Linked DNA regions of Homo sapiens: region 1 is linked to region 2. A link is a loop called in an ENCODE intact Hi-C map of the cell type or tissue named here. Cell type or tissue: PC-3. All regions are shown on one strand. Links, peaks and the distances in the headings refer to the core of each region. The heading gives the core; the rest is flanking DNA. Region 1 has its middle 620 kb from the start of CDH18. Region 2 has its middle 570 kb from the start of LINC02100.

The links. A loop is a pair of places that touch in the nucleus more often than their neighbours do. Peaks named below come from ENCODE experiments on the same cell type or tissue, not always from the same donor. Only the 100,000 strongest peaks of a DNase experiment are listed, where the experiment ranks them.
Region 1: a loop joins it to region 2, with 5 times the contacts of the local background. A loop is called at or near these places in 1 of 110 quality-filtered maps.

What each region holds. Positions count from the first base shown.
Region 1 is chr5:19,368,942-19,374,335 of GRCh38, forward strand. No RefSeq gene overlaps it. Among named protein-coding and RNA genes, the nearest start is that of CDH18, 620 kb to the right of the region's middle. In PC-3, for the core only: no CTCF peak of the experiment used is centred there; no DNase peak of the experiment used is centred there; H3K27ac peaks cover 1,108 bases.
Region 2 is chr5:19,312,888-19,318,281 of GRCh38, forward strand. No RefSeq gene overlaps it. Among named protein-coding and RNA genes, the nearest start is that of LINC02100, 570 kb to the left of the region's middle. In PC-3, for the core only: a CTCF peak has its summit at 2,153; a DNase peak (open chromatin) is centred at 2,254; H3K27ac peaks cover 1,872 bases.

The DNA.
Region 1 (5,394 bases), core at 113-5,112, 56 kb after region 2:
GGAAGAGAGCCATCTAGGAATGCAGGCAGTCTCTAAACTCTAGAAGAAAGGGCTTCTCCTGTAAACCCTCTAAAAAGCAACAAAGCTCTGCCAGTACTTGGTGTCTCAGTCCATTCTAACACCTGTAACAGAATACCATAGACCAGATGGCTTATAAATAACTGAAATGTATTTCACTCAGTTCTGGGAGCTGGAAAGTCCTAGATCAAGGCAGATTTGATTTCTGGGAAGGACCCATCTTCTGGCTGTGCCTTGCATAATAAAAGGGGCTATAGGGATCTATCCCTTTAGGGCCTCTTTTATAAAGGCACTAATCCCATTCATGGAGGCTCTGACCTCATGACCTACTCGCCTCTTAAAGGCACAAACTCCTAATATCGTTACATTGTGGGTCAGGAGTTCAACTTAAGAATTTCGAGAGGACACAAATGTTTAGACCATAGCACCTGCATTTTAGCCTAGTGATATTTCTAACTGACAGAACTACAAGATAACAAATTTGTGTTGTTTTAGGCCACTACATTTGTGGTAATTTGTTCCAGCAGTAATAGGGAGCTAATGCAATTGCCTACAGTCTTCCAACATCCTCTTAATCAAAAATACTCAGACATATGAAGAGAATCTTACTATGATATCCTCCTTGACTTTGCATTTATCACATTTACAATTAAGAATAAGCAAAAGGTAGATTCAAACATATTTAAAAATACAATGTATTTTAGACATGTATTCACAATGATGCTCTTATTAAAAGCCTGTAAGAAACCGGGTGAGGTGACTCATGCCTGTAATCCTACTATTTTGGGAGGCTGAGGCTGGCAGGTGGCTTGAGCTCAGGAGTTTGAGACCAGCCAGGGCAATATGGCAAAACGTCATCTCTACAAAAAAATACAAAAAGTAGTCGAGCGTGGTGGTGCACATCTGTAGTTCCAGCTACTCAGGAGGCTGAGGCAGGAGGATTGTTTGGGCCTGAAAGGCCAAGGATGTAGGGAGCCCTGCTTGTGCCACTGCACTCCAGCCTACATGACAAAGTGAGACTCTGTCTCAAAAAAAAGCCTGTACGGGTTATGACACGTGTCCTTAAATATATCAACTTTAATGATACTTTAAATTGGGTAATTTGCCTGCAACTATTTTAAATATTAGCAATTTTATATAAGCCTCCATGTATGTAACAGATGTATTGCTTAGACTGGATACTCAAAGTGTTAAAAAGTAATGGTTTAAGAAAAAGAAATCGTAAAAATAAATCCAACCTGAAATCAGTACTATGCCAATATCTCAACGATCATGTGGGAATTTTAATCTCAGTCATTATAGCAGTTTACTTTCCGTTCCAATTTTATATAAGGATCTTAGAGGTCTAACATACATTTACAGTATAATGAACAACAATGTTGCTGCTGATATGATCATTGTTCAGAACCTCAGGGACCACTGTAAAGGTCTAAAATGCATTGACCCATTTGTGGTCATACCATTTTCTCTCACACTCAGGAGAATCTGCCATTTCATTTTCAGTTTTTTATTTCATCAAATATTAAATTGGACTCAATATTTAAAAATTTTAAAATGTATATTGTTTGTATATTCTTTGTGCTAGAAATTGAGAACTGGTTAAACTGAACTAAATCCCTTTTCTCAGAAGGTTTACCCTGTGGTCTTTCATTGAAAACTAAGAGTCAACATTGTGCTTTGTTTTTTGTTGTGTGTGTGTGTGTGTGTTGTGTGTGTGTGTTGTTTTTCCCCCGCTAAGAATAGGGGAGTGACTGAGGAGCTGGCCAACAGAAATGAAATTAAGATCTAAATGAATTATTATACCACCACTGGAAAACATGCTATTATATTTTAAAAATCAAATAATTTCAGTAATATGAGTGTACCTTGGTGACTGTCAGCCTTTGAGAGATAGGATCTGTTAAACACAAATAAAGACACAGATAGAAATGATTCATGCTATAATGTTTATTTGCTGCCTGTAAAACCTTGTGAACTAGAAATAAAATACTTTATATTTTTTGTCACAATAACATCATTAAACATTTTGAACAGATACAGGTTAAAATCCTACATTTTATTACATATGAAACAATATGGATGGGTTATGAGTTTCAGAGGTAAAACCATATCATTAAATAATTATTACGATGGGCAGTATCTTAAATGACCCCCAGTGATCCCTGTTTCCTGGAATCCATGCCTTTGTGCAGCAGCCACCTCTACAGTGTGGAATGTATGTATTTGAGTCACTTTTGGAGAATATATAACACCACAGAAATGATGGGATGTCACTTCTGAAGTTAGATTATAAAAAGTTTCTGGCTTTCATCCTAGGCATTCTTATTTATATAGAGAATGCAAGAGGGAGTACTCAAAGACATAAATGGTGGTGAATACTGTTCTAGGTTTTAATACAGAGATTAATGTTGCATTGGATAAAAGATACATTCACATCTAGACATATGTTATTGTAATTGCAATTGCTGAGAAGAAAAATAGGATGTTTAATTTTACAAAGAAAAAAGAAATGTAGGAAAGTAGAAATTATGTCAGCCTAATAAATGTCAGGAAAAGAGACAAAAAATAAATTTTGTAAATGCAAAATGAAATTATAAAAATAATGACAAGTATATCAAACAACACAACAAATAAAAAGTTATATATTTTAAGTCTACTATACACTGTGAGTGTGTGTGTGTGTGTGTGTATGTGTATATTTAATTTGCTTTATGTCAACAATCAGATTGGCTTAAACACTTATAAAAGTAGCAACTCAAAATTATATTCTACTGAACAATTCACTTATACCTCAAAATCATAGTTTAGAAACTAAAAAAGGGTAACAGTACAAATTCTTTTATATACTAGTCTAATCCCAATTTTTTTTAAAAAAGTATAACTATAAACTTGAAAAGATAAAAAGGATTAATAAAAATAAAACTTTGGAATATATATGAAAATTCCATATAGAATAATATGAATAATAATTGGATTTTATAGAACTTTTTAAAGGACTTATGATGGATATAGTGATATTTAGAATATGTTCATCATAAAGCTAAAATAATTTCAAAATATTCTTAATTAATGCTGAAGCATATGAAATTAATCCCCAAATCTACAGCTATAAACAAGTAAGTGAATAAATCAACAGACTAATAATATAGGCTTCTTCCTTAATCTGTGAAAACATAATTGCTCCAAACTAACAGTCCTTATCATGGTGAAATACTGGCAGCATTACTTTGAATTTGATAACAAATGAATGTACTTACTATTATCAGTCTAGTTTCCATTTGTTAGGGTTACCCAATGTAACTAACATTACATAAAAGGAAACAAGTAGTATTGCATAAGACGAATTTGTTTCTATATATATCAGCAAATACAGTTAGAGGACATATTGGGGGAAAATATTCTCCTACAAACACCAACTGAAAAAAAGTTAAATATCTAAGTATAACCCAAGGAAGAAATATTAAGAATTCTTATGAAGGTAACTATAGTTCTCCAATATGAGATAGTAATGTGGGGTGTGTGTGTGTGTGTGTGTGTGTGTGTGTGTGTGTGTGTGTGTTGTATGTGTATAATGGTTAATACTGAGTATCACCTTGATTGGATTGAAGGATGCAATGTATTGTTTCTGGGTGTGTCTGTGAGGATGTTGCCAAAGGAGATTAACGTTTGTGTCAGTGGACTGGGAGAGGCAGACCTATCCTCAATCTGGGTGGGCACCATCTAATCAGCTGCCAATGCAGCTGGAATAAAAGCAGGCAGAGGAAAGTGGAAGGACCAGACTGGCTGAGTCTTCCAGGCTTCATCTTTCTCCCGTGTCCGTGTTGGATGCTTCCTGTCCTCAGACATCGAGCTCTGAGTTCTTCAGCTTTTGGACTCTTCAGCCTACACCAGTGGTGTTTCAGGGGCTCTCAGCCCTTCAGCCACAAACTAACAGCGGCACTGTTGGCTTCCCTACTTTTGAGGTTTTGGGACTCTGACTGGCTTTCTTGCTTCTCATCTTGCAGATGGACTACTGTGGGACTTCACTTTGTGATCATGTGAGTCAATACTCCTTAATAAACGCCCCTACATTTATACATCAATTCTATTATTTCTGTCCCTGTAGAGAACCCTGATTAGTACAATGTGTAAGTGTAGAGTCTGGAGGGGAGGGGAACACTCACAATGAATCTGCAATAATGAATTAAAAAATGTCTAAGACACATTATAAGAGAAAAATATGTAAAAGAGAAAAATGAGAGAGCAAGAGAAAGAAGGAGTAGGGAATATTGGCAGAGAAAATCACAGGAAAATTTCATGACTCAAAAGAAAAACACAATAAGAGGAGGTACCTTCAATTGGTAGGAAAAGAGGAGTTTTAGATTTTCTTCTCAATAGGATTCTGAATTGTGTAAATTTTATAATATGTATGCATCAATTTTGCATTGCCTAACAATGAAAAAAGATTTTAAAATTGAAAACAAAGTTGCAAATTTTGTCTAATGCATCAAGGAATAGTTGTATAAAATTTTAAAAATTGCATGAGTTGAAAGACATGATTAGCAGGATTTACATTTGCACATGAACAACAGGAAATTAGAAGATGGTAGAAATTTAAAAGATGTGATGTTCACTTAGGTAAATATTCTTATCATAACAGTTTGTAAGGTTTTACCCTACTTACATAATTAACTTACATGAAGAGGCAGAGGTGGAAATGAGTTTGCTCAGGTGGGCGTTTTCATCCAGAGCTGAAGACATTTATTAGGCATAAACACACACACACAGCTTCTCATTTGGAGGATCGTTTCAAGTTAATTTGGTTTATGGCTATGCTTTAGAGAAATGACAATTTTCAAATAGAGATTAGATGCACTATAATAAGTCCTTTGCTGTAATTTAATAGTTTCTAGAAGGATTTGATTCCCCATTTGGTTCATCTGCTAGTTCTATTTATCAAGGTGTGTGCAAGATTGTTGTAAACAAGTTACAACCACCCCCTCTGAATGAACTTTCGAGGAGATATTTCGGAATATTTATAGGTACATAAATGCTGTGAAGGACACAACTTCGCATCGTCTCTTCTCTGCCACCTCACTTGGCAGATCTTATAAAATGATCCCATGTCGATATGCCTATTAGTGGAACTGCTTATAAACTTTATGGAGTAATACTAAACATCAAAAAATACAGAAATCTAAGGTTAGCATTGGAAAGAACTATTCAGTACTCAATTTGAGGTAGGAAGAATATTATCAACTATTGTATTTCAAAGCATTCAGAATATTTGATGTCTAATAATAACATCCAAATGAGAAAGCACTGGGTGAGAGCACATGAATTTGTCTTCCTCTGTCACCTCTCTTCTCTGCTAGACATCTGCAGGTTTTATTTAGT
Region 2 (5,394 bases), core at 60-5,059:
CACTCTTACTTCTTCTTCAAATAGTTCTGAAATATCCTGTGTGCTGAAATACCAATGGATGTAGCTTTCCAGATACTACACTAGGAGTAACAAGCAGACACTTTTTCATGAGTGTGTTCTTTAATTGTTGACACCTCTGTCTATACCAAGCAGGGCTGCCTTATCACATCCACTTCTTATAAATTTCAGCTGGTTCAATCATTTCCCTTATCCTTTGCCCAGTAGGCAGCTCTTTCTTTCATTTGTAAGTTGAAGGGAAATTCCCTTTCCTTTATTGTATTTTATTTTTATTTTATTGAAAGGCACTGTTATATCTGTGAATTACTTTTCCTAATATTTGGGGCATTTTTCAAATAAAATAATACCTAATTCCACTGCTTTGATGATATATAAACAGCCTAAACCAATATATATATAGGTAGATAATAACTTTTACTAAAAGACTGCATTCTGGACCACAGCAACAGGAATATTCTATTAATCAGGCAATGAATACTAAGTTCAGAGATGTTAAAACGTACATTAAAATTATGTGTATTTTAGTATGAGTGAAATAAAGGATATCTTTTTTATTACATTTTTTTACTGGCTAACTATCCCTCTGGATTGAAAGTTGAATAAGGCTGTGTCTATTGCATTCACTTTGATCAAACAGACTAAGGTAACATCTGATTAATATTAGCTGTTGAACAAATTCCACATATATTTGTCGAATAAATGTATAAATAAAACCTCATAATGGAAAACTCTCCAAAGTATGAGTTTATTTATAAAAGGTGAAATTAGCAAATGCACTAATTAAAATAAAATTATATCAATCTTAGGACTCCTGGTTTTTGTAAAGAAAATTTCAGTTTTTTAGTAAAAAGATTTTAATATGAAAATGAAATAGTCAAGTACAATATGTACTTTCATTATTTTATTAAACTTCACCATGCGTGTTTGTCTTAGTCCAGGTTGCTATGACAAATTGCTATAGACCAGATAACTTAAACAACAAACATTTTTAATTTTTACAATTTTGGATGCTGGAAGTCTGAGATCAGGGTTCCAGCATGGTTGGGATTTTGATGAGGAACTTCTTTCTAGTTTTGAAGGACCATCTTCTTCCTGTGTCCTCACAAGTTAAAAAGCGAGGAAGCTAACTGGCCTCTTCTAAGGTCACAAATCTTATTCCCGAGGGTTTTACTTTCGTGACCTAATTACCTTCCAAAATCCCTACTCCCAAATACCATCACATTGAGATTAAATTTTCTACATATGCATTTTGGGAGAACACAAACATTCAGTTCATTGCATTCCACTTCTGGCTTCCCAGAATTCATGTGCTTTCTACATGCAAATGCATTCATTTCATCTCAATAGGCCCAAAATTAACTCACTCCAACATCAACTGTAAAGTTAAAAGTCCAAAGTCTTGTCTGAATTCAATATGATTAGGATTTGAGGTACAAATGTTCCTCAGACAAAATTCTTATCTAGCTGTGAAACTGTAAACTCTCATGTATTTTTTAGGGCTCTTCAGAGAGATAAAGCTAATAAGATAGATAGATGGACAGGTAAATTGATAGAAAAAGAAAAGAAAAGAGAGAGAGAAAAGAAAGAAAGAAGAGAAAGAAAGAAGGAAGGAAGGAAAGAAAGGAAGGAAGGAAGGAAGGAAGGAAGGAAGGAAGGAAGGAAGGAAGGAAGGAAGGAAGGAAAGAAAGAAACACCGAAAGAAACAGAAAGAAAGAAAGAAAGAGAAAGGAAGGAAGGAAGAAAGGAAGGCAGGCAGGGAGGGAGGGAGGGAGGGAGGGAGGGAGGGAGGGAGGAAGGGAGGAAGGGAAGGAAAGAAAAGAAAAGAAAAAGAAAGAGGGAGAGAGAGGAAGGAAGGAATGAAGGAAGGAAGAAAAAATATGAGAAGAAATTTATTAGAGGAATTGGCCCATGTGATTCTGAAAAGGTCTTATAACAGCTTGCCGTCTGCAAGTTGCAGACCCTAAAATGCCAGTAGCATGACTCAGTCAAGGCCAAAAGCCTCAGAACCAGGGCAGTGATGGTGTAACTCTCAGGCCAAGGCTGAAGGCCTGAGAACCCCAGGAGGTTACTGGTATAAGTCCTGGGGTTGAAAAGCAAAAGAGCCTGCAATTCTAATGTTCAAAGATAGGAGAAGACTGGTGTCCCAGTTCCAAGACAGAGAAAAATAAATTGCCTTTCATTTGACTTTTTGTTCTGTCTGGGCCCACAGCCAGTTGGATGATGCCTGCCCATATTAAGGACAGATCTTCCCCACCCATTCCACTGACTCATTCACCTGTCTCCTCTGCAAACACTGCCACACACAGACACACCCAGATATCATGCTTTACTAGCTCTCTAGCTATTTCTTAATTCGGTCAAGTTGATACCTAAAACTAACCATCACATTAAACAAGTTATGCGCTTCTAAAAAAAAATGGTGTGACAGAAATAAGATAGACATTGCCATTCCAAAATGGAGAAATAAAGAAGAAGGAGCCAGGACATGGTGGCTCACGCCTGTAATCCCAGCACTTTGGGAGGCTGAGGCGGGTGGATCACGAGGTCAGGAGTTCAAGACCAGCCTGGCCAAGATGGTGAAACCTCATCTCTACTAAAAATACAAAAATTAACCTTGCGTAGTGGCAGGCGACTGTAATCCCAGCTATTCGGGAGGCTGAGGCAGATAATTGCTTGAACTTGGGAGGCGGAGGTTGCAGTGAGCCGAGATTGTGCCATTGCACTCCAGCCTGGGCAACAGAGCGAGATTCTGCCAAGAAAAAAAAAAAGAACTTATTTTCCATATTTCTAGCAACATTCTGTACGTAAGTATTCATGTATGCTTTAAGATGAATAAAGCTTTCCTTAAAGCTCCCATCTTTTCCTTTTGAGTCTTTACCAGATCCACTTAATTCCCTTCAGTGACAATCTTAGGTTTTTCTAGCATGCACTTCAAAATTCTTCCAGCTTCTACCCATGACTCAGTTCCAAAGCTCTTCCACAATTTCAGATATTTTTTCCAGAACCACCCAACTTATTGGTACCAACTTCTGTCTTAGTGAGCATGGCTGTTATAAACAAATTACCATAGACTGTGTTGCTTACAAAAACCAAAAACTTACTTCTTACCATTCTGAAGGTTAGAAGTCCAAGATATGGGTATGAGTGTGGTTAAGTTCTGGTGAGGACCCTCTTCCATGTTGCAGACAGTCTACTTATCCTGTACCTTCACATGGAGGAAAAAGAGCTAGCTAGCTCTTCAGCCATTTCTTATAAGAGCGTTAATGCAATTCACGAGGGTCACCCTGTGACCTCATTACCACCCAAAGACCAGGACTTCAAACACCATCAGATTGGGATCAGAATTTCAACTTATGTATGAGATGGAGAGATCAATTTCAGTCTGTTGTGCTCTTTCCATCAAAATTTGGAAATTTAAATGCTGATGTTTAACATTATAAAATATTTTTAATTTATCATACTGCCACAGGGATACCTCTAAATTCTGTTCTTGAAGCTAACTGTCTTTGCAACCCAAAAGAATATTACATAAAGGAATCAAGAACACTATGAATACATTGTTTTCCCAGAAAAGTTTTGTGAATGTTGTGTGATTGCAATATTTCTATTTTTATTTAAAACTTCAATAGTTTGTAGTCTTTTTTTTTTTTTTTGTAAATTGTCAGTTACAAGTTTACAAACTATGAGGACTGGTTGATCCTCATATAAAGATGTGTCTTGTCATGTGCCTAGTGATACATCTTCTCTCACCTCTAGTAAAAGAAACGGCAGGGTTTTACCCTGACAATGTCACAGAGCTGTTTCAAATTCCCTTACTTATTTCTCAGTGTTTATAGCTTGTGCAGCTGTCAGCAGCAATGGCTTTTTCTTTGTTAGGCAGGGAAATGTCTGAACTTATAATTAGACCTCAGTTATGAAAATGTAACTAGTTAATCATAGCTTTAATTAGGGCTTTTGGACTCCAGAGGGATTTGAATATATCCAAGAATGGTGGAACACAGCAGCCAAAGCTTGCCTAAATTATTTTAGAGTTTATTTTCTAATTCACATACAGATGTTCATCTTCACTATATGGCCCATAATTATCATCTGAACTATTATTTAGTTATATTATCTAAAATGTTTATATCAACCGTAATACCATTATTTAAATTTGAAACTTCTTCTCTGATGAAATTATTTTAATTATACCAGTGAGATATGTGTAAGCAAGACAATAGTAACAATTTTTTAGCCACATCATAACACTGTGATATTAACATACGTGATCAACTTAATACAAACAAAACTACAAAAACAAATTTTAAATTAGAATAATAAAGTTAATATGATGGCTTATGTTACCCAATTAAAGATAAATCACTGATACGGATCAGATTCTTTTGTGTTAAGTCTAATGTGTGATTTTTCAATTTTCTCTCTTCTTTTCTCTATTGCAACTTTTGTGATATTTTTCTTAGTTCAACATAATCTTGTACCACTTGTACTTCACTAATGGCAAATACTTCATGAATTCAGTCTTTTTCCTACTAGCCTCGACAGGCCTCAATGTATGTTTCTCCCCTCCCTGTGTCCATGTGTTCTCATTGTTCAGCTCCCACTCATAAGTGAGAATATGTGGTATTTGGTTTTCTGTTTCTGTGTTTGTTTGCTGAGGATAATGGCTTCCAGTTCCATCCATGTCCCTGCTGCAAAGGACATGATCTCATTCTTTTTTATGGCTGCATAGGATTCCATGGTATATATATACCACATTTCCTTTATTCAGTCTATCATTCAATGTCTTTGCTGCTGTGAATAGTGCTACAATGAACATGCAAGTGCATGTAGGTTTATAATAGAATAAACTGCCTAATTCAGCTAATTCAGCAGTATTTTCTATCCTTCATTTCTTGATTAGATTTCACAGATTATGAGCTCAACAACAATACTTAAAATACTGCCAACTCCCTTATACCTTTAACTTTTTTTTTTTTTATTGGACTGGCAATATCCTCACTCTGGCTAAACTCAACTTTCTCTTTTCTCCATGTGAGAGTTGTTGGAGAAAGTTTCATCAGAACAAGCAAAGTTCATCATAAAATTCAAATGACCCCCAACACCTGAGGAATTCTGTTAATTTTCCCAAATCAACTCATACTTTGAAATTACCTTTTAAAAATGCTCTGTTGTCATGTAATCATTCCTCCTAAATTCACAAGCTCAACACATTATTATCTCTCCTAAGTTATAGATATTGTAGAAACAACCAGAAAAAGCCAACCCCCTCCATCTTCATTCCACAAATATACAAACACAAAAGCCTATCTGCAGCTGTAGCTACAACAGCCTCTGTTTCTTTGTTGTTGATTCTTTAAAGGAAGAGTTGGCAAACTG